Linked DNA regions of Homo sapiens: all the other regions are linked to region 2. The links are chromatin loops, found by intact Hi-C in ENCODE. Cell type or tissue: dorsolateral prefrontal cortex. All regions are shown on one strand.

What was found. Peaks named below come from ENCODE experiments on the same cell type or tissue, not always from the same donor. Only the 100,000 strongest peaks of a DNase experiment are listed, where the experiment ranks them.
Region 1: it touches region 2 in a loop (4-fold over the local background); 55 of 110 quality-filtered maps call a loop at or near these places.
Region 3: a loop joins it to region 2, with 2.7 times the contacts of the local background. A loop is called at or near these places in 51 of 110 quality-filtered maps.

The regions. Positions count from the first base shown.
Region 1 is chr1:212,452,281-212,460,280 of GRCh38, reverse strand. No RefSeq gene overlaps it. Among named protein-coding and RNA genes, the nearest start is that of LINC02771, 17 kb to the left of the region's middle. RefSeq lists enhancers at 6,501-6,670, 6,749-7,568. In dorsolateral prefrontal cortex, CTCF peaks have their summits at 2,343 (motif pointing left), 4,009 and 4,210 (motif pointing right); DNase peaks (open chromatin) are centred at 310, 2,327, 4,240 and 7,260; H3K4me3 peaks cover 354 bases; H3K27ac peaks cover 5,760 bases.
Region 2 is chr1:211,676,589-211,684,588 of GRCh38, reverse strand. NEK2-DT (NEK2 divergent transcript) reads right to left here. Exons shown (of 4, transcript NR_148994.1): 2 at 7,435-7,522. Among named protein-coding and RNA genes, the nearest start is that of NEK2-DT, 4.8 kb to the right of the region's middle. In dorsolateral prefrontal cortex, CTCF peaks have their summits at 3,478 and 3,689 (motif pointing left); a DNase peak (open chromatin) is centred at 3,658; H3K27ac peaks cover 1,291 bases.
Region 3 is chr1:211,940,024-211,948,023 of GRCh38, reverse strand. It overlaps INTS7 (integrator complex subunit 7), which reads left to right. Exons shown (of 20, transcript NM_015434.4): 18 at 1,319-1,417; 19 at 3,055-3,240; 20 at 5,913-7,621. The coding sequence ends at 6,200. Among named protein-coding and RNA genes, the nearest start is that of INTS7, 92 kb to the left of the region's middle. RefSeq lists an enhancer at 1-465. In dorsolateral prefrontal cortex, a CTCF peak has its summit at 3,090 (motif pointing right); no DNase peak of the experiment used is centred here.

The DNA of each region.
Region 1 (8,000 bases), 780 kb before region 2:
CCTGAGTGGCTGATTTCCACCTGATACTTTTAATAGCTGTGCTGATCACTATCGAAGAGTTTTAAAATGGTGCAGAGAGAGCCAAACACAGGAGCATTTTTTATCAGTCCTTTCAGACACAGCCCTGGCAGAAAAGGCAGAATTGACAGCAGGCTCTGAACTCCCACTGGTGGGCCTGGGTCCCACTGCCTCCCTCTACAAACCAGAACCAGGTGAGACCTATGGGTCTGCACAGCACTGACAAATTCCCCCAGTGAGCTAGTCCTGGCAGAAGAGGTGTGCCCGGGGCATCACGGTTCTCTCAGAAGCCTGATCTGTGCTGTATGCCAGCCATTGTTTACCCTCCCGGCCTGCCTTTCTGTCAACACTTATATTTTGCACAATGTTTCTTTGTTTGCTTTGGGTTGAGAAACTGTATTTTTTTCTTATTCACAATAGCCAAGATAGGGAAACAACCCAAATGTCCATCAACAGATGAATAGATAAAGAAAATGTGACAAATACATACAATGGAATATTATTCAGCCTTAAAAAAGAAGGAAATCCTGCCAATTGCAACAGCATGAGGAACCAAGAGGGTTTTATACTAAGTGAAAAAAGCCAGACACGGAACGACAAATACTGCATGATTCCACTTAAATGGGTATCTAAAATAGTCAGACTCATAGAAGCAGAGAATAGAAGGGCAGTTTCCAGGGGCTGGGGGAAGGGGAAATGGAGAAATGTTGCTCAATGGGTATAAAGTTTAGTTATGCGAGATGAGTAAGTTCTGGAGATGTGCTGTACAACATGGTGCCTGTAGATAACGATACAGAATTGCACCCTTTAAAATATGTTGAGAGGATAGATCTCATGTTTAGTGTTCCTACTACCAAAAAAACAAACCAAAACACAAAAGAACACAAGGAAATTTTTGGAGGCGATAGAGATGTTTAGTACCTAAATTTTGGTGATGGTATCACAGGTGTATGCATATGTCCAAACTCATCAAGATGTACTCTTTATATGTATGTGATTTTTTTGTGTATCTATTATACCTCAGTAAAGCTTTATAAATGATCAAAACAAAACTGTGTTCCCCCCACACACACCACCCCAATACAAACACAGAAGAGCTAGGCAAAAGGAAACTCTATAATGGCAGGGAACTGCTCTGATCCTGCCTGGTGGGCCACCTGCTTTGTGGAAGTTTTCACATCTAGTGTTCATTATTCTTTCTTCTGAGACTGTCTTCCTAGCCCCTCCCCTCCTCCCCCTCAGCCACACCCCCATCAGCCAGAGCTGCTCAGTCAGTCCTCGAGGAGGGCCATACATGTGTTCAGGGCTCCCAGCACTTCCTGCCACATAGCAGGTCCTCTGTGGATGTTGGGTTCCTTGTCTTTTCTTTTCTTTCTTGGGTTCACCTTGCAAAGGAGAACCAGTCAAAGACTCAGTCAAGTTACTTCAAGGAAAACAGATTTTCTCCATGAGAAAGACACTAATGGGGAAGGAAACAGAAACCCACGGCATCTGAGGCAGCAACCTTCTCTGTACCCTCTCCCAACGGCCCCAAGGTCTCCCACTCGAGTTTCTCTCCTCCCTCGGCCCAGCTTCTCCATCAGTTCTGCTCACACTTGGTGAGGGAGGGTGGGCATGGAGAAGGCCATGGCCTCTCCTCCTGGGAGCATTTTGAGACCAGGCCAGGCCACAGCTAAGGTGCAGATCAGCAGGGAGGCAGAGAGGGAGGCGTGTGCTAAGATGACTGGAACTGAGATGGCACCTGTCCTTTCTTCCTGAGATGTGGAGGCCCGCAGAGAGAAGAGCTGAGAACAGAATTACTGGCCTCTCCAAGGATAAGCCAGCCCTTCTTTCTCAGAGTAGAGCAGTTACTAACCACCGAGGGGTTAGACAACTGCTTTTGATCTCCCCAGGGCTCAGAAGGGCACAAAAGGCCCCCCACAGTCCAGGAAACTCATGTTAGGGGTTGGGACCCCTTAACACTAATGTCAGAGATGCTAAGAAGGTATCATGGAGGAAGCACTACCACCCCAAGGACGAGGCAGCAAAGGGGTGCATTTGGAATGATTAAAACTTAGAGACAGGAGCACCTTGTGGGGCTGGAACCAGACATCTGGTGAGGTGGGGGGTGCCTGCCGGCTGGTGTTGGCCTCTGAATTAGGGGTGAAGTTAGTTCTACAAGTGTTAGAAAGATTGTAAACTGAATTTAGCTGCTGCTATGGTAAGGAACTGCTGCTGCCGGGGTGAAGAAGTACTACCGGAGCCGCTTACAAGAACAGAAGTAAACAAGAAAAAGAGGGCTTCCCTCCAGCTTTCCAGTGTCCTTCTAGCACCCCCTACTGGCTGAATCCGATAGGAAGCAGCTGCCAAAGCCAAAAGTGGTTTGCCAAGTCCCAGCCCTACCATCAAAGAAGAGAGAATAGAAGAAGGACTAGAGTGACCAGGAGCTGAAGCCTGAGCCTGCTCTCATGCACACATGTGTGCACGCACACTTGCCTATGCTCACAGGTATACACCTACACATGGACCACAAGCGCCCTCTCCACAGATTTGATTGTGGGTCCTACGCTTTGGGTGTCACGCAAAGTCAGCAAACCTCAAGGCCTTGACTACAGAGACTTTTCTGATTCTGAAACTCCGGCCTCAAACATCACCCATCATCGTCCCATCCCCAAACAGCCACCAGTTTGAGTCCTTTCTGTAAAAAGGAAGCTCAGAGTTCTCCATCTCTGGAGAGATACCTGGGCTTTCAGGGAGAAAATGTCAACAGCAGCCACCCCATGTCTCCTGGAGGGGACTCCAGTAGAGGCCCAGGGAAAAGCAAGCTCTGCACCAAACTGCCCAGTGTGTAGTGAACACAACAGAGCTCATTTACCAACAGGAGGCACACACTAAACACATTCTTCTGGTCTCTGCTTAATCCCAGCTCATTCTGTCTTATTAGGTCCCTCTGCTCTCCTATTGTTTTCCACCACTGTGCATTGCTGTGTCGTTCAGAGCATGTGTCACAGTGTGCTTTTTTTTTTTCCAAAATGTGCTGTCTGTCTATCTCCTCCTCTAGATTGCCAACTCACAAGAGTGGGGCCATGCCAGCTTCTTCCACCCCTGCAGACTCAGGGCCTGGCACATCATAAGTCTCAAGTGTTTGTCAAATGAATCTATTAAAAAATAGAAAATGGCTCTAGAGGCATTGAGATAAATGGACAGGTGATGGATCTGTAGATTGGGGTGTATGCGACATAACGAACTCTGAGGAATGTTGTGGAAGGCAATTGCTCTCCTGTCCTACAAACCATCTCCAGATAAAGAGGACAGCAGGCAGGATGACTGCTCTGCCATCATGGTGTTTCTGCTGTGCTTGTGACTCTGTTCAGCCCTGTACATCCATGGAGATTAGGGCCTGAACCCAGGCTTCTCCCCTCATCCCAACTTCACCTCTGCTTCTTGGAAGGCATGGGGCTCATTGAGTGTTATAGCTGGTGGGACCCTATAGATTACAAAGGTGGCTCCACATCACCATCACCTGGGGAACATTTAAAAACATCAGTGTCTGGACACTACCACTAGTTTCCGATTCTTTGAGTTCCACAGTTCAGTGTAGCATAGTGGATGCCCAGAAACATGAACTCAAGTCCTAACTCTGCCACATACTGTATGATCTTGGCCAAGTTACTTGACTTCTCTCTGCCTCGATTTCTGGAGATGACAGCAGTATCAATCTCACAGGCTTGTTGTGAGGATCAAAGTCAACAATGTATGTGAAGCTCTTGGTGCAATGTCTGGCTCAGAGTAAATACTGAATAAAATGTAGCTATTATTGAAATTATTATCTCACAGCTACTTAGCGGCTGGCGTGGGATGAGCCTCCTGATCCTGGATCCAGTGTTCTTTCCAACACGTCACTCTGAATGTGCACACAGCCTGAGGTCAGACTCGGCAAGGCAAACATATAGTTGCTCTCCCTGGGACCCTTTAATTAAACCGTATGGAACAGAGAACTGCCCCTGAGAACCAACAGCAGATCTGACCCCTGGGAAGCAGAGAGCTGGAGAACACAGGAGTTCGGCAGTGCAGCTTTCAGGTCCTTTGGGAAGCCATTTGGCTGCTTCTGTTAGCATTTCATTATGGAAATACTGGGAACCAAAAATAGAAGTTCTTGAGGGAGCTTAATCCTCTGGGCTTTACAAAACAGCTGCTGGAGAGTTCCCGGAATTGACCACCAGGGGGCACTGTCGTCCCATGCAGGCAGCTGCTGGTGGGTCGGACCAGGACAGAAGTGTCCAAGAAAAAACCAACACCCTTCAGCAAGCTCCTACCCCAAGCCTGCCTTGCTGGGGACTCTGTGGCTGGGATCCCTGTGGATCTCCACAGCTCCTGGTCCTAGAGAAACCACTTTGCAACTCAGCCCACTGCTCTCCTCTTTGGGGACCCTTAAGAGCAGAGCAGGTTCCTGCATTTATTTTAATCGATCCTTCCTCCCACCTCACCCCAAAACCAGGACCTAGGGCAGTGCTGGACATATAATAAGCAAGAAATATGCATCTCCTTTGTTGATTAATGGATATGTGAAATCAGGTGCAATTGTTAAATTGTGGGACGTATCAAATAACAAAATTTCAATAAATTGAGCTGTAAAGGTCTAGTTTGCCTTTATTAGCAATTCATGAACTGGGCAGTATCCAGTCTACAAAATAAAAAGGAACTCCCATGAGCTGAGCTAAGGGCTGAGCTTATAGGCAGAAAAGGCTGAAGAAAGCCAAAACAAGAAATAAGATGCAGATTGGCCGTTTCAAAGTTACTTTCCTTATTGAGGATCTTGTTAGCCTAATGGGATATGACTATCAACTCTCTCCTGATTTCTCAGAAGCTCAGATCCAAGTAAACAGCTTCGTTTTTGGTTTCGTGGTGCGGAACCTTAGTGTGAGTGACTCCATTTTGGATGGGTCTGTTGGACCCTAATGCAGGAGGTCAGTCCAAATAATGGCCTCCCATACATTTTGTTTAACAGAAGGAAACTGCTTGATCTTTGAAGGAATGGCAGAGAGAGTGCAGTGGTGTGAATCAGACAGAGGTTATGAGTGACAGTTAAGGGGAGGGTCATGGATAAACGGGAAAGGGGAAGAAGTGAGAGGGCTCAGGCAGGAAGGCAACAGATGTATTTCAGGGATCCTGAGTAGTAAGAGATTCCTCAATGTGGAGGCCAAATCCAGAAATATGGGGGAGATTAGACAAGGGAGTCCCAGCCACAGCTCACATGGCCTCCAGGTGGGCATCACCGGCCACCACAGCCACTATGACCTCTCCTATCTTTGGGGTGGCTTGCAGCTGCCACCAGCAGGCTCTGAGCTCCCACAGGTGGGCCTGGGTCCCACGACCTCCCTCTGGGTGATGCCATGGGGCTTAGTACCCTGAGCCTGTATCACACATCCTTAGTCCGAGAGAGCCTCTCTCAAATGACAGCAGGTCTTGTTCACCACAGAATTCTGTGAAGACTAGAGCACAAGAAATACTTGTTAACTAAAGGATTAAACTATGTGTTAAAAAAAAAAAAAAAAAAAAAAAGCAAAACAAGGCCAGGTGTAGTGGCACATGCCTACAATCCCAGCACTTTGGCAGGCCGAGGCAGGAGGATTACTTGAGATCAGGAGTTCAAGACCACCCTGGCCAACATAGTGAAACTCTGTCTTTACTAAAAGTAAAAAAATTAGCCGGGTGTGGTGGCAGGTGCCTGTAATCCCAGCTACTTGGGAGGCTGAGGCAGGAGAATCACTTGAACCCAGGAGGCAGAGGTTGCAGTTTGCACCATTGCACTCCAGCCTGGGAGACAGAGAGACAGACAGACACACACATACACACACACACACACACAGAAGTAGAGTCTCTCTCCACAGGACCTCCAGGTACCTTCCCTGGCTATGATTTTAGAGTCTCTGCCACCAGCTCGGCATGCCACATCCTAATTCCAATGGCCCTGGGGTGGAGCTCCCTGGAAGGCTCGATCTTGAAGCACAACAGGGCAGAATGGAAAGTGGCCAGGCTGGAAGGAAGACTTGCCTTGGAATCTCAGCTCCAGCACCTCTCAGTTGTCAGAGGTGTAGTTTCCCTTGCAAGTTACTTATGCTTCCTAAGACCCAACCAAATGTTAGTACCACCTTGAAGAGAATAAATTAAGCCGCAAACATGGCATGCCAGCACCTGGCTCATGCTAGCCCAGTGCCGCTATTGCAATGACCATCAGCACCGACTTGGACAAGAGGCAGGGGCAGGGGCAGTGAGGCAGGAAGTAGGCTTCAGCTGGGAGAGGCAAGGACAGGGTAGAGGTAACTGCAGCCAAGGGGGCGGGGGGACAGCAGGGGAGCAAAAGCCTGGCTCACACACAGGGAAAAGACAGCAGCAGCCTGGCTGATCAGGCTACTCTGAAATAGCTGCACCCACCAGCCACCCACTGGAGACCTTAGGCTTCCGCTCCCTGACACCTCAGGGTCACACTCGCTCCAGGTTCTGCCTCCAGCCCCGCTTAGTGTCTCAGCTGCTGGATTTTCCCTCTCTCAGGATCTCCTAGAGCCTGGCTTCCTGTGGACGGTTTGCAGCCAGCTTGGCAATGCCTTCCCAGCACCCTCCCAGCCCGTGCTCCCAACTGTCACCCCAAGGGTTTAGCATGCAGAAGCCCCATGCCCTCTAATCATCCCAGAGAGGAGGTAGTGGTGACAAGATCTGAGCCTTGGGCAGCACCTACACTAAACTTTGGTGGAGGGGTAAACTTGCAAGAGCTAGGCCATGAGCCCGGCTGGAGGGCAGGGAAGCTGAAGACCTGGGCAGAGACCAAACTGTCGTGAAGGGGCTTGGTCAGCCCAGCACAAGGGGTCCACACATGCACACACGATATTAGACCCTGGCAGCAAGGCTGAGTCTCCCGCTGGCAGCTTCTGAAGTCCTCTGACTACCCAGATAAGGCACTGGACAGGGCAGGGCAGCCAGAAGAGGCCCTTGGTGACCCTACAGAGAGGGCGCAGGGGCAGCAGCCCAGGGACTGACGGGGCGGATGGTCTGGGCTGATGGGGCAGCTCCTCCAGCCCATTATTTTCCTTTGGGCTTCAGAGCAGGTGGTCTCCAGGAAGCCATGAGACTAGGAGAGGCAGCTCAGAGGGCACGCTGGCCAGCCAAGATTTGGAGAGTGAGCAGTGAGGGCGGCGTTTGTTTTCCTCCCAGCCTCGAGGCTTTCCTGGACCGCCCACCCTAGTTACCATTTGCTGTGGTGGTTGCCAGGGGAACCACTTACTATTTTTATACATTCCCCAGATGATGAAGCTGCAGAAATGCTCAGGCGAAGTTGGTCCAGGAGTAATCCTGGAAGCGATGCCCAGGCAGGCTCTGCTGGAAACTTGGCTGGAGGGTGGGGAGCCGCTCTGATGCTTCAGGAATCAGATGCACACCCCTGAGTAAGGGGTGAAAGAGGGCTGCAAGGAAGGCATGTGCCCTGGGTGAGGGAGCACCAATCCATCGCCTCATTCATTCATTCACCACGTGTCCATTTGCCAATGCATTCATTTTTATCTCACATCAAAGGTGCTGGGCTTGTGCTACGTGATACAGTTGTGAATGGGGCAAGTGCGTCCCCGCCTGGTGGGGAGGAAAACACAAAGTAAATACAATTACAGTTCAGTGAGATCTGATACCGCAGGGGCAAGTCAGGTACTGTGTGCCCACCTTGGCAGGGAGAGGTCTGAGAAAGCTTCCTTGAGGAAGTAATATCTAAGCCAAGATAGGGTTTTACATGCAATGTGGGCAAGTAGGAAGAACATTCCAGGCAGAAGAACAACAGCATGTGCAAAGGCCCAGGGGAGACTGTGAATACCGCACCTTCTGGAACAAAAGTCACTTCACTTCTGGAGTCAGGACTAGGGCCCAACCCAGTGGGAAGTGGAAAGCTGTAGAGACCCAAACCATCAGGGGGTTGGGGGTGAGACAAACTGCACCACAGTGGTACACCCAGAACACCAGCT
Region 2 (8,000 bases):
CTTGGACACCAGACTAGATTGAGGACTAGCTAAAACAGAGCCGGGGTGAAAGCAGCTTTGAATCAGACATGCCCACCACTGAGACATGTCAATTTACTGTAGCCATGGCAACACCTGGGCATTACCACCCCTTTCCATGGTAATGACCCAATGACCCAAAAGTGCCTACCCCTCCCCTAGAAATCTCTGCATAAACTGCCCCTTAATCTGCATGCAGTTAAAAGTGGGCATAAATATGACTGCAAAACTGCCCTGAGCCGCTACTCCCTGCCTAAGTTAGCCCTCCTCCGCAGGAGCAGTCATGGAGTTGTAACACTGCTTCTTCAATAAAGCTTTCTTCTACCTCTGGCTTGCCCTTGAATTCTTTCCTGGGCAAAGCCAGGAACCCAGCAGGCTACGCTCCACTTTCGACCTTGCCTGCCCTGTATCACTGACTTCCTTCTGAACCCTCCTCACACTAAGCAGATGCTCAGCCACCTGTCGCCTTTTCCCCACTCCCTTAGCCCTTCCCAAGGTCTGGGCTGGGTTGCATTCAGATTGGTGTGATCACCACTTTCATGGTGGCACAGCTTGCTTGGGGAACTCACCGATGGCGGATAAGGGGAAGGCGTGAGTTGTGACATGTCCTATAAGGTACTATGTCATGAGCATGGAATATGAAATCAGCTGCAGGCTGATGCCATGTGGGTGGTGCCCTCCTATGTCGGGGTGGGAGGCCTCCTGGGCAGGATTCTTTTTCTCCTGGGGCACAGGAACAAGGTGCAAACAGGCAGGAGGGCAGGTCCCACAGCTGCTCTGGAAGGCTGACCAGGCTGTCCACACACACTCTATCAACCCCCCTCACTATCTTGTCCCACTGTAACTTCTGCTGGCTGGCTTCAGCCCCACTCAACTTGCAAATGCTCTTAGGGAGGTTGCTATACTCTCCAAATGACCAAACGAGTGTTTACAACTCTGCCCTTACCTTATTTGCTCTTTCTGCAACATCTGGCATCATGGACCACTTCTGCATTCTGGAAACCATTTCTTCTATGGGAACCTGTGTGACAATTTTTTCCATATTCTCTCCTACTCCCCTGGATGCTTCCCTTGGTCTCCTTCACTGAGTTTTCTTCCTCTGCTTGCACAGAATAACCTCCAGGGTTCCTTCCTTTCTCCCTTCCTGCTCTGCCACTCTTGGGGCATATTCATCTTCAAACGTGGCTTCTGTTATCACCTCCCAGCTCTCTGTCTCTGGCCTAGACCAATCTGTTGAGACCTTGTATCCAACTGCGTGTTGGCCAGCTAGCTCCTCATAGGCCTTTGGGGCTCAACATGAACTCAGTATCAGCTTTACCCAAGCTGCTCCTGCCCCAGCATTTCCTCCTGTGGTGAACTACGCTACCATCCATCTGGTCACTCAAGCCAGGAATTTCCCTCCGTTTACCTTATGTACAGTTGATCACCATGTCTCATCTAACCCACCTTCCAGGCATTTCTGGACTCCCCTCTTCATTCCCACAGCCATTGCCTCAGTTTAGCCAGTGTCATTTCCCCAGGGTTGCTGCGATAGCTTCCCACGCTGTATTCCTATGCCCTGCATTCACTCTTTACCAGAGAAGTCTTTCTACAGCACACATCTAGTAGTGCTCGTCTGCTCAAAGCTTCCACTGTGAGTCCATCACCTTCAGTAGACTTCCTCAACTCTTGGGTCTTCCTGCTCACCTGTCCATCCACCTGTCTTACAGGTAACGAACCACAGGTACCCTTTGGTCCACCAACCCAACCTGCAGCTCACAGCAGGCCTCCATGCTTTTACCCACAGTTTCCCTTCTCCTAATTCCAACTGCTCCTTTAGATGGGATTCAAGTGTCACCTCCCCAGGAACATTTGCCCTGACCCCCATGCCCTGCCATCTTTATCAGAATCTGGGTCCTCCTCTTTGCATTTTAGGCAAAGCTCTTTCAGAGCAATTATCATACTACATAGAGAGAGCTGATTTACACAGCAGTTCCAGTGAAGTTTTGGTGAGAGGGGATGGAATCACAACATTTAGAGCAGGAAGGGTTCAACAACTTCATTTTACAGAGCCCAGAGAAGGGATGTTGAAAAGCTAATGCAGACATAGCTACTTAACAAAAATTGTCATTCGGGGTCAGACCAATGACTAAACAGCCCAGTGTTCCAGTGAGGTGAAATGGATTCCCTCGGTCACATAACTCATTAAGACAGAACTAGGCCAGACACGGTGACTCACGCCTGTAATCCTAGCACTTTGGGAGGCCAAGGCAGGAGGATCACCTGAGGTCAGGAGTTCAAGATCAGTCTTGCCAACATGGTGAAACCCCACCTCTACTAAAAATACAAAAATTAGCCGGGCATGGTGGCGGGTAACTGTAATCCCAGCTACTCGGGAGACTGAAGCAGGAGGATTGCTTGAACCCAGAAGACGGAGGCTGCAGTGAGCCAAGATGGCACCCCTGCACTCCAGCCTGGGTGACAGAGTGAGCAAACAAACCAACAAACACACAAAGAAGACAGAACTAGAAGAGCCTGGGAACCTGGAGCTCAAGCTCACTGCTCCTACCATCACTGTGCTGCCCCCGATGGAAAAGGTAGGCGTGTCCTCTAAAACCTCCTAAGTCCCTTAGAAACACATTATGGTCCTGTGCAAGGTGGTTCAGGCTGCTATAATAAAATACTTTAGACTGGGTAATTTATGAATAACAGAAACTTATCGCTTGCAGTTCTGGAGGCTGGAAAGTCCAAGGTCAACGTGCCAGCAGATTCAGTGTCTGATGAGAGCCCGTTTCTCATAGATGGCATGCTCTATGTGTCCTCACATCATGGTAGGGCAAACACATGGCAAACAAACTCCCTGGGGCCTTTTGTATTAATATAAGGGCACTAATCACTCCCCCAGAGGCTCCACCTCTTAATACCATTACCTTGGGGGTTAGGTTTCAACATACGAATTTAGGGAGGTCACAAGCATTCAGACTCTAGCAGGCCTCACCGTCCATAATTAGTTTTAACATTTGTCTTATCACATTTAGGTGATGAATATTCTTAGAGATAACAAATATCCTGAATTTACAAGTAACAGGAAAAAACATGGAAAATTATGAATGTCTGTCTTTGTCTGAAAGTTTATCCTTATATTGAAAAGAAATGTTTTTCCCTAATTTGTACCCTTGGGTATAAATTCAAAACTATTGCCTTTTAAAATGTGATGGAGCTCTTAACTAAACACTGTTTGGTTTCAAAGATAACTTTCTTCTCATCATATCCTCCAGCTGCCTGCCATTTAGCTGAAGCTGTCTCTCAGTCTACATCTTGTCCTGTTTATCTCACGTGGTATGTGGCTGTTAAGAACAGTCTGCCTAACACCTCATTCTTTGTTCTAGAACGTGGTTATTTGTTGAGCATATAGTATGTCATGCATCTTTTTTTTAAAAGCATCTCTTAGCTTCTGATTGTTATAAACAAAGAATCTCTCCTTTTTTCTTTCTAGAAATCTTTTTTAATCACTCGAAAGAATTGCCATAATCCCTGACTTCAAATTGCTTCAAGTAATTGTGGAGATAAGACTTATACACAAATGTCTTGTCTGATTTTAAATTCTACACATGCAAATCTGGGGATTTCCTGTAGGGACAGGCGGAGTAGTGCTGCCGCGCAGGCGCCAGCTCCTCGTTTATTATGCAGTGATGTACAGCCCTCTAGTGGGTCTTTAATGCAACATAAAAAAACGAAGCTGAGGGCAATGAAATATGGCTTTGTTCATTCATCCATTCATTTGATGTACAAGTGCTGGGTTCCTGCTTTGTTCCAGGCACATTTTAGGTGCTGGGAATACTGCAGTAAATCAAACAAACAGCAACAAAATCAGATACATTAGTTACTGGAGACTAAGAAGATGGAGAGGAGAACAAATTTGGGATGAAGATCAGGAACTTGATTTTTGGCACATTAAGTCTGGGATGCTCATTAATCTTCAAGTAGCTTCTTTTAAACATTAATTAGGTGCCGGATGCAGTGGCTCACACCTGTAATCCCAGTACTTTGGGAGGCCGAGGCGGGTGGTTCACTTGAGGTCAGGAGTTTGAGACCAGCCTGGTCAATATGGTGAAACCCTGTCTCTACTAAAAATACAAAAATTAGCCAGGCATGGTGGCCTGCACCTATAGTGCCAACTACTCGGGAGGCTGAGGCAGGAGAATCTGTTGAACTCGCGAGGCGGAGGTTGCAGTGAGCCGAGATGGCGCCACTGCACTCCAGCCTGGGTGACAGAGTGAGACTCTATCACAAAAAAAAAAAAAAAAAAAGAAAAAGAAAATTAAAATTAAAATTAATCAGGCCAGGCGTGGTGGCTCACGCCTGAAATCTCAGCATTTTGGGAGGCTGAGAGGCTTGAGCCCGGGAGTTCAAGATAAGCCTAGGCAACTTAGTGAGACCTCATCCCTACAAAAAGTTAAAACAATTGGCTAGGCATGGTGATGTGCACCGGTGATCCCAGCTAACTCAGGAGGCTGAAGTGGGAGGATTGCTTTAAGCCCAGGAGGTTGAGACTGCAGTGAGCTGTGATCGTGCCACTGCACTCCAGCCTGGGCCATAGAGTGATACCCTGTCTCAAAAAATAATAATAATAGCAATCAGTGTCTCTATGGACATGTACAGAGTGCCTGTGGGAGAAAATGCAAGTGCAAATACTCTCTTATTTGAGATTTCACCAAATTTAAATGAAAACTGACAACATGAGCACAGTTAGCAAGAAAAGTGTGAAGACAGTGAATTAGACCATGGGTGTGGGGAGAGTGGTTATCGAGAAGTTCAAGGGTTGGCCCCACTCTTATAGAGTTGCTCATCTTCTTTCTCTGTTTAAATGGAATCATCTCAGTTCTTCGTTTGTTTTCTTCTTAATTCTTGCCACAATTTGTCACAGTGGAGTTTCTCTGTGTACTTAGGTTACATCCATCTCTTCCACCTACAGGACTATATGTCTGTCCTATTCACTGTGGTATCCTCAGCATCTGGCACCTGACTCAGCCTCTATTTATACTTGTTGGAGGATGAATTTTCCATTTAATAAGGCAGAGAAGATACATGCACATGAGAAGCTAGTAATATGGCCTAGTATAATTCTAAATGAGTAAAAACACAGTTGATTACTCTTAAGAGTAATTAGAAGATAGATCATAGTGGGTTGAAGTCAATCAGGAAAAATTTCAGAGAAGAAATTGGGCATGAGCTGAGACTTAAAGAATGGATGGAATATGAAGGAAAAAGGAAAGAAGTTATAGGGGAAAGGATGTTCCCTGTAACCTGTCCCTGTTTGACTCCCACATGCTTCTCATCTCCCAGTGTCTCTTTCTATTCTGGTGTCTAGTGGTCTCTGCTGGGCTGTCCTGCCCTCACTCATGATGCGGGCTAACTCTGGCCAACCTTTAGGGTTTGTCATGTGAGTGATTCCTATGCTACCCTTTTTTTTTTTCTTTTTTTTGAGACGGAGTCTTGCTCTGTCGCCCAGGCTGGAGTGCAGTGGCGCGATCTCGGCTCACTGCAAGCTCCGCCTCCCGGGTTCACGCCATTCTCCTGCCTCAGCCTCCCCAGTAACTGGGACTGCAGGCGCCTGCCACCACACCCAGCTAATTTTTTTGTATTTTTAGTAGAGGCTGGGTTTCACCATGTTAGCCAGGATGGTCTCGATCTCCTGACCTCATGATCCGCCCACCTTGGCCTCCCAAAGTGCTGGGATTACAGGCTTGAGCCACCGTGCCCGGACTTTTTTTTTTTTTTTTTTTTTTTTTTTTTTTTTGAGACAGGGTCTCGGTCTGTTGAGCAGGCTGGAGTGTGGTAGTGCAATCTTGGCTCACTGCAACCTCTGCCTCCCAAGTTCAAGCGATTCTCCTGCCTCAGCCACCCAAGTAGCTGGGACTACAGACGTGCCACCACACCCAGCTATTTTTGTATTTTTAGTAAAGGCAGGGTTTCACCATACTGGCCACACCCAGCTAATTTTTGTATTTTTAGTAGAGGCGGGGTTTCACCTTATTGGCCACGCTGGTCTTGAACTCCTGACCTCAGGTGATCCGCCTGCCTCGGCCTCCCAAAAGGCTGGGATTACAGGCATGAGACACCACACCCAGCCTCCTGTGCTACTCTTTATTATTGTCTTTGGGGCTCCACTGTCTTTTTTTAAATGAAAAGCCAGCATGTCAATACCTATCATACCTGGGCCATAGCAAGTGCTCAATAAATACTTGTTAAATGAGCATATGTGCGTAGGAGCCACATTCCATACTCTTGGGATGGCTCCTTTCCAGATATTTCGTCTCTGCCTAGAGCTGGGGCATTTGGCAATTGAGTACTTGAGGGCCCACTCAAAATCCTTGCATAATTATTAATAAGGGGCTTTCGCAGATTTTTATTTAACGAAGCTTTATTGCATGCCTTCTCTATTACAGGACTTATGCTGGCTATAAGCAGTTCGGAGTTCAGCTACTGTGAGAGCCATGTAAACAAATAATGATAAGTTTTGATTTATGTATAAAGTGGTCTATGAACACTGTAGATGGAGGATTGACTGTCCAAGTACGCCAGAGAGGCTTCTCAGATTACAGGAGAAAAAGTTGGAATTGAATCTTGAAGGACACGTTATGTCCTCTGGGCAGACATGACTGGAGTGGATAAGGGAGTGGGTTGGACAGTATTCTGGACAAATGCAATCACAGGTGCAAAGATGGTGGTGGTGGTGAGGAACTGAGAAAGTGTGCGTTTAGAGCAAAAGCAGAAGTGGCCAGAGAGAAGGTGCAGGACTGGATTTGGGGCAGGATAACCAAACGGCTCATTTTTTTTTTTTTTTTTTTCTTGAGACGGAGTCTCACTCTGTCGCCTAGGCTGGAGTGCAGTGGTGTGATCTCCACTCACTGCAACCTCTGCCACCTGGGTTCAAGCGATTCTTCTGCCTCAGCCTCCCGAGTAGCTGGGATTACAGGTGCCTGCCATTGTGTCTAATTTTTGTATTTTTAGTAGAGACGGGGTTCACCATGTTGGCCGGGCTGATCTTGAACTCCTGACCTCGTAATCCACCCGCCTTGACCTCCCAACGTGCTGGGATTACAGGTGTGAGCCACCGTGCCCGGCCAGGGCTCTGTCTTATACAGTTTCATGTTGCTATAATAGGATGCCACAGACTGGACAATTTATAAACAATAGTTTATTTGGCTCACGGTTCTGGAAGCTAGGAAGTCCAAGATCAAGGGGTAGCATCTGGCAGCAGCCTTTTCTCTGGGTCATAAAATAGCAGAAGGCATCACATGGTAAGAGAAACAGCAAGGGAAAGCCAAACTCATTTTTATAACCAACCGACTCTCAAGATAACCCACTCCTGTGATTACGTTAATCCATTCGTGAGGGGTAGCCCTCATAACCCAATCAATTTAAAGGTCTCACCTCTTAACACTTTTGCATTAAGAATAGTTTCCAACACATGAACTTTGGGGGATACATTCAAACCACAGCAAGCTCTATGGATACCAATCTGTAAGAGGCACAAAAATAAAAAAATGATGCTAATTAACACAGCCACTTGCAGTGCCTTACATAACTTTTGAAACCTAAATTGGTCCTATTCCCCTGAGGTAAGACAGTGCCCTTGAATGTTAATTTAAAAATTCTCCTGGTTGGCAATTCCAATTATCTTATGTTATATTCAGGGCATGTAATAAGTCCCTTATTTTTACATAAAGAGCTTTTAAATTCTTATTAATAGAAAATCAGGTGTCTTTTAATCCTTTGCTGAACAGATATTTAAAGAAAACTGGCCTGTTCATGCATTTCCAAATTATTAGCTTTCTGGTAATTTACATATTCCTCTAACAAGCCCTGGATGGAGGCCTCTAAGTCCTCCTTCCCTGGTAAACATGGGGCTGTTCATTTGGCTGGGTAAGCTGAGAACGTTGGTGTGTGGGTGCGTAAAAGAGAATCTGTGTTCAATGAAGTATTGTCGATAGGGTTAA
Region 3 (8,000 bases), 260 kb before region 2:
AGATAGTTATAGAAATAGACACAAATCTTCTTGGAAGGCTGAGAAGTTTGCCTAACTTCAGTAATAGATCTGGCTGAAGGCGGCCTGATCTCTTTACCTTTAAACAAATTAAAATAGTAATAAAGAAAGGCAGAGTAGTTTACCTGGCTAGCTTGTTTACTCATATAAAGACTAACCTTTGATGTACCGTGAGTGCTTAAGTGCCTTTTACTCAGAAGTCCACAATGTCAATTTCCCTCTAATGGTGTTGACTCAAGCTTTTGTTAATTAATCTTACTGAATAAATGCGAGTCTGACTAGCTGATCAGGGCCTAGTTGCAACTGTTTACAGGACTCAGCAGGAGCCTGTAAGCGGCTGGGACCCTCAGCTGGACTGGCAGAGCAGAATATCTGTGTGTCAGCATACTTTATTTATCCGTTGCTGAATCGGGTCTGCAAGAACAGACCTCCCGCAGCTAGTGCCCCCGTGAAAGGAGCGCTGCCTCACTGTGGTGACTTACGAGGCCACTGAGACGGGAGTAGACTGAGGAAGGGATAGTAGACCAAGCAGGAATGGTTCTGGTTCACCTGAAGTTAAAAGTGTTCTTATGATACTTTCAGTTTTCTTCTATTAGACTGGGTAATCTTTAAAATATCTTTGAACGCTTAAATTCTGATTTTATGACCACTTTCATTAAGGCTCAAAATATTCTCTGTGGTGTTTCTGTACCTCTGCAGTCATGCTGGGATTTTCAAAACTCAGTTAAATGTGTGAGGCAGATTTGAGAAATAAGATATTTTATTAGAGTTTCAGGATTCCCCGACTATATAGTCCTCTTTCATCTGAATTCGACCAAGTTTCCACCACTGCTTACTCTGAGGACCAATGGCCATAGAGACAAGCCACCTAATGAAAGAATGAGCCAGCTCAAAGCCAAAGTCCTGCAAAATGCTCGGGCTTCTTTACCATACTGTTTATCATACTTTGCCATGTGATAGTTACTCTATATTTTAGTATCTAATATAATTGTTTAATAATATACTGATAGTTCTGAGCGCTGTAGAAATGTGGAATTTGCCTATTGCTTGGCCTCGAGGACTGTGGATTTTCTCATTTCTGTCACTTATATTTTATTGAATATACTTCACAATAAAGTAAAAATCTGTAATGAATGATTTAGTATGTATGCACAGTTCCTGGATGTGATGCCTAGTTCTTGATTGGTATGTACCTTTGTAATAATCTATATGGGCATTTGTAGTTTTATACTGAATGTACCACTTGTTGATGAAATTTGAAAATTTATTTTTATTTGATTTAGTTTCTTTTTTCCCCCAGCACACAGCATGCCTCTGCAATGCCATCATTGCTTTGCTGAAAGTTCCCCTTTCTTTCCAGAGATATTTTTTCCAGAAACTACAGTCTACCAGCATCAAGGTAATACAGGAAGAATACTAAGGTTAATATAGGTTTTAAAACCAGGTGTCTTCTGAAGATTATGTAGGACATAGCTACACTTCAGTGTGTTACCTTTGGTTTATTGGTTTTTTTGTTTTGTTTTGTTTTTTGAGACAGAGTCTCGCCCTGTCGCCTGGGCTGGAGTACAGTGGTGTGATTTTGGCTCACCGCAACCTCCGGGTTCAAGCGATTCTCCTGCCTCAGCCTCCCAAGGAACTGGGATTACAGGCATCCACCACCTCACGCAGCTGATTTTTTTATTTTTGGTAAAGATGGGGTTTCACCATGTTGGCTAGGCTGGTCAGGAACTCCTGACCTCAAGTGATCCACCCACCTCTGCCTCCCAAAGTGCTGGGATTACAGGCATGAGCCACTGTGCCTGGCTTACCTTTGGTTTTGATAAAACCTAGTTGTAAGCCATTTCTCTCCTTTATCAAGTGGTTTGGTGAAAGAAATGAATTTGGGAGTTAAACTCTCTCCCTTTTTAATTGTCAGTGCCAAATTCTATGAGACAGGCATTTGGGTAACTGGAGCTCTGTTGTTTGTCTCTCACCTCCAGGAATAAATTAGTGATTTATCACAGTAGCCTGCAAGGATCTTGAGCTGAGTCTATTCAGACCCAACTTATAGACCCAACTTAGAATGAATCAGATCCAGTAAACTGTCACCAGTTCTTCTTCCAAAGTACTTCTGCCTTTCAGTAACATGTTTTGAGGGGCTAACCAGTGAGTAGAATTAGTATTTTGAAATATTTAAGCCACTCACAATTCAAAAGCTATTTTTGATTCAGAAAATGAAATTGTTGGAAAAGGGAGAAAATTGTCACTTCTAAGAGATCTCCTGGATTATCCCTGTTAGTTAATGTCTTCAGTAAACTTTTACATCCATGCAAATGTTTTGATTACAAATAACAGAGCATTCCATTTCAAAATGACTGGAATAATGAGGAAGATTTGACGATCTAGATAAGAAGTCCTAAAGTAGGATGTCTCCAGGGTTGATCAGTAGTTCAACAACATTATCAAAAAGACTCAAATTTCTTCCATCTTTTCATTTAGCAAGACTTGGGCTTTCTTTAATTGATGTGTTTGGGATTTTTAATACATTTTTGAAGAAAAACTAATGAGAGGTGAAAAATGTCATTTGATTCATTTGTAGATATTGACTTTTTTTATAGCACAGTGACTTCGTTGTGTAGATAATCCTGGAACTTTAAGTTCATTTACATTTGAATTTAGTTTATTTAAAATTACGTAAGACCAAAGAGACAGCTCTTAGGTAATGAAAATTTATATAATGCCTTTCCCTACTAGAAGTGGTTCATTGTCAAAGAAATGCCTCACCACAAAAATTGGGAGAATAGTGCCTTTGCTTTTTTCTAATTCTCTATTATCCTCAAATAGAACTGAGGTTTGGGATGAAAACCACAGTGATGTTTAGAAGGAGGCACTTTAAAGGTACATCTGTCTCGTTGTCCTGGCACAGTCAGGTCCTGTGGGGGTGGGGGAGTGCACAATCGAATTTGTTAACCTGTAACCAGTGATTAGCACAGACATGTTTGTCGGAAGGAAGCTTGCTCTTGGTTGTTGGCATTTATTTGAGTGTTGGCATTCCAGCTTGCTCTGTCACCATCGCCCCGGAATCCTGCAGAGCCCATTGCTGTCCAGAATAACCAGCAGCTGGCGCTAAAGGTAGAGGGAGTGGTTCAGCACGGATCTAAACCAGGACTCTTCCGCAAAATTCAGTCTGTCTGTCTGAATGTTTCTTCCACACTGCAGAGTAAATCTGGACAAGACTACAAGGTAATTTAGAAAAGAGGCAGAATTGTGATACAGGTTTTATATGAGCTCATTGATGGAAGTTTTCCAGTGTTTTTCATGGTTAAATAGATTGCAGTTATACCTCCAAAGGGATCAGATGGACATAAATTAAAAGCCCACATTGGGGCTGTAAGGGGTTGATAAACACTTCTTTTTCTCTCCCTGAACCAGTTGATAGAGACAAAGCATCCAGGCAAAGATCAAAATATGAGTTTTATTACTGTTGGAGCTGTGGGAAAACCTAACTCCAATGCCTGGCAGCAAGGCCTTTCTAACCGTAGACCCCTGAATTGGATTTTTTCACCCAGCCTCAGTCAGTACGTATGGGAGCCTGCCCCTATAAAATTTATGGCAGGGCACAGAGGACTCAGGTGCCCAAAGCAGAAGAGAAAGAGCAAGTGCTTACCTTCCCATGTCTGGTTCCTGCCCAGAAAGTCACCCATCAGCAAGACTCACCTCCTCCCTGCTAGGTCAGTAATATTAATCTAACGAAAGGTCTCTCTTACATCAGGAGGTCCCTTCAAACGTCAGAAGTTGGAAAATAAGTGTCTCCCTAACCCACCCAATCCCTCCCCACAAAAAATACACATCTATTTAGTTTTCTCCATTTTAAGTAAATTTTATCATTAAAAAAAGTATATAGCATTTCTATAAAATGATCAGATAAAGTAAAATCTTTTTTTAAGAGTGTAACCCTAGGGATTTGCTGCCTTGGGAACTCAGGATATAGGTAAGTAATAACCTGAATTAGGCTACATTGTTAGCCAGAGCTAAGATGCTGAATCTGTGCCCATGAAATGCCAGTGTTCGAGATAAAGAATGTTCCTTGCTTTAGACATTTATTTCCGATTCCCTGGTGGTTTATCCACAGTAAATGAAGCAAGGGACCAAGTCCACAGTTGTAGCAGCGAAGTTACTCAGATGCCCAGATTGGCTGTGTCCAGGTTTATTGTGGCATAGCATGGAAGGCAGGGTATCAGTGAAGGTATAAAAAGAGAGCATTTTATTATCTTTGGTGGTTTTAGGTTAAAAAGCCAAGGGAAGGTCTGGTTCTAAACTATTATTACTTTCTTAAGCCATTACTACTTTCTTAACTATGGCAAGTTCCTCTCACTTTGGCACTCTGTCCACTCTGACACGGCTGAGCCTTCATTCTCCTCTTTTCCTCTGTTTTGACTTCTGTGCCATACAGCATGGTACCTTATGTAGCCACTCAATAATTTGTGAATGATGAAAAAATTATTTACTATATTTAGAGTATAACTGTTAAAATTGGGTATCTGCTGTCACAGAAGGTTGTAATGAGAATTTACATAATTTATCCCTGTCTGCAACTCTCTCTTCACTTTGAATTTGAAACAGTAGTAACCATGATTCTCTTTGTTACTTGCATATAATTTCTACTGTTAAGAAAATAACATTCAAACCTAGAAGCTATGGTCTTCTGCTTGTTGACCTACCTCTCAAGAGGCATTGATTAAAGTCAGGAAGCTGATATAATAAGCCGAGTAATAACATGATTACTTTGCAGTGTTATTCACAGTGAGTTTGCAGCTTAAGATGCAGCCATCCATTCAGGGTGATCAGGTTCCCTAGGCCTATTTCTGGTCCTTTTAAGGAAGTTCTTTGGTTGGCATATTCTTTAGGGAAATAAAAACTGTACAAAGGCTAAATGTGAAAAAGTACCTGTACTATAAATAATTCTAAGACCTTGAATTGGTTGGTGACGTCAGTTCATTACTATTACAGGTAAATGTCTCTGGAAAAGTGACATGATAACTGCTCCTTGAGACACAAAGCTGCAGGGCACATTTATATAATTAATTACACCACAGAAACACGCACATAAACCTAGAGTAATTTGGTCAAATACACATTAAGATCACCTTTATTTGCATTCTCAGGATAAATCTGTCTCTTGACACGTTTCATCTTGGGTACAGGTAAGAGTACGTCAGCAGGTTTTATTCTGGTCTTTGAAGAACAAAGGCATGAGTGTCTGGCTAAATGAATGAGCCTATAAATCTGTGTTTTATAACATATTGTACTTCCAGTCTGAACAAAACAGTGCTTATTAAATGAGCAATGTACAAATGGTTCAGTTAATTTGTTAAAGGAGTAAGGAATCACTACATTAAGTAATAAAAATCAGACTAACTGTTGGGGGGGAACCTAACTTAAATTTGCTTAGTGTTTTGTTCTTTTTCAGTCTCTTAGGTTTTAAACTCTCTGGAACAGGTGATTTCATCCTATTTCTTCAGAATATCTCTTCACAGTCTAAAGGAAGATAGGGATTTAGAGATGGGGTTGAGTAAGCAAGGAAGAAAGGCCAGCATGTGAAGGGGCTGTCAACGGCTCTGGGAGCTCATTCTACTCAAGTAGAGTGAGGAGCATCACTTAGTAGTTCAGAGTGTAGGCCCTGGAGGTAGTCTGCCTGTGTTCAGATTCCTACTCCGTTCACTAATCATGTGACTTTGGAGACATTACTTAACCTGTCTGCCTTAGACTCCTCATCGGTGAAGCAAGGATGATAGCAGTACCTAATTTTTTATTGTCTGCATGGTCTAAATAAGCTCTTAGAACAGGGCCTAACTCATAGTAAGCACTGAAGAAATGTTAGCCATTGTTGTTAGTTAACAATTGTTTCATTGCAGATACCCATTGACAACATGACCAATGAGATGGAGCAAAGGGTTGAACCTCATAATGATTACTTCAGTACTCAATTTCTGTTGAACTTTGCTATCCTTGGAACACACAACATTACAGTGGAATCTTCTGTGAAAGATGCCAATGGTATAGTATGGAAGACTGGTCCCAGAACTACCATATTTGTAAAATCCCTGGAAGACCCTTATTCCCAGCAAATTCGCTTACAACAGCAGCAAGCCCAGCAGCCATTACAGCAGCAGCAGCAACGCAATGCCTACACACGGTTTTAACCATGGAATGAATGCACTGCAGACTCTCAAGAGATCAATCAAATTGCCAGAAACAGTTTGGTTTTTCATATGGAATAAGTATTAAAGTTACAGTGTAGTTCATTTATTCATTGATTTTTGTAATGTAATATTCTGGAAAAAATTTTGTTTTCTTAAAAATTTTGTCTGACAGCTGGGCGTGGTTGCTCACGCCTGTAATCCCAGCACTTTGGGAGGCTGAGGTGGGCGGCTCACGAGGAGATCAAGACCATCCTGGCTAACACAGTGAAACCCCGTCTCCACTAAAAAATACAAAAAAATTAGCCAAGCATGGTGGCAGGCGCCTGTAGTCCCAGCTACTTGGGAGGCTGAGGCAGGAGAATGGTGTGAACCTGGGAGGCGGAGCTTGCAGTGAGCCGAGACTGTGCTCCAGCCTGGGCGACAGAGCGAGACTCCGTCTCAAAAAAATAAATAAATACATTTTGTCTGAAAAATAACTGGGATCCTGGCCAGAAAGATTGTTCTTTCTTGTTTTATTATTAGTTTTTTCTGTTGCCAAGCTTTTTTTTCTTTCAAGAATAGTCACATGTTGAGATCACTGAATTGGTAAATTTGACCGCTACTCTTCCAAAATACATCATTTGCTGCCTGACTTAGACCTAGGATTCTGAGTTGTTCATTGGGAGGTTCTGACCAGTCACTACAAGGTTTATCCATGGTAGCAGAACCTGAGTCCTTCTGTAGATGGACTTGAAAGTGTTCCGTGCAACATCCAGCCTTCTGGATTATGAAAGCCCACAGTCTAACAGTATTGAAACATCCTGCTGTATTAGTTCAACCACATATTTATCTCTTCCTGTGCTAAAGCAGTCTTTATTATTTTCATATTTAATTGAAACAAAGAGCAGCTAGCAATTTCATAGAAAATTAATTTGTTTTTTCTGATGTGTCTGCAACTGTGTATAATACAGACATTTCACATTGTTTCCAAAAGTGAAGAACACTCATTTAATATCTTCAATGTTTTAAGTTAGAAGGGGTGGATCTTTTCCTTTGGTTGGTGATTGGTTTGGTTTATACTTGATGAGTTATGCTAGACTGATTGTTTAGAGAGAGCAGTCTCTTTATTACACAGGCTCAGTTTGTTGGGATGCTCAGGGAACAGAGTTTTCTGGTTAGCCAGAAAACCCCCTTTTTTCCTATTTTAATTCTGGTTGAAAACCATGATAAAATAGACTTTCTTAGCACAGTATGGTAGATATAACTTAACTGCTTTTTGATTGGGGATCATTTAGGGCTTCAGGATCACGATTTCTAAACATCAGGGATCATATGGTTGCAGATGCCGATGCTATAAGTAATTTGGCCGGATGCAGCTCCTAAGGTAAAGCAGGGTACTTTCCCTGGAATTTCCTTTTTAAATAAATATCTGTTTCTTTGCTTGTGTTTTGCCTTTTTCTCTTCAAAGTCAACATTAATTCAAAGGAGAATGGAGCTTAAGATAAAAAATAAAAAGGGGTTGTTGTTTTTTTTTTCTTTCTTGTCATGCGGCCTCTGGGACTGAGAAGTGATTTGCAACTTGGGTCTCTCCAAGATTGCTTGCCTTCATGAGCACAACCCATTGTACTGCTAACAGCCAGAACATTCTCATAAAATGTGTACAGATCTACAGTGTCCACGGTTGAATGACATCTCTTCAGATGCAGCCCAGTTGTATGAGGTTCACACAACCTACACAGTCATCTCAGCACCTGGGAACACGTGCTTAGGAAAAATTGCCAGAGCAGTGCAGAACCCCTTGTTCTTTTACCAGGTGTGGAA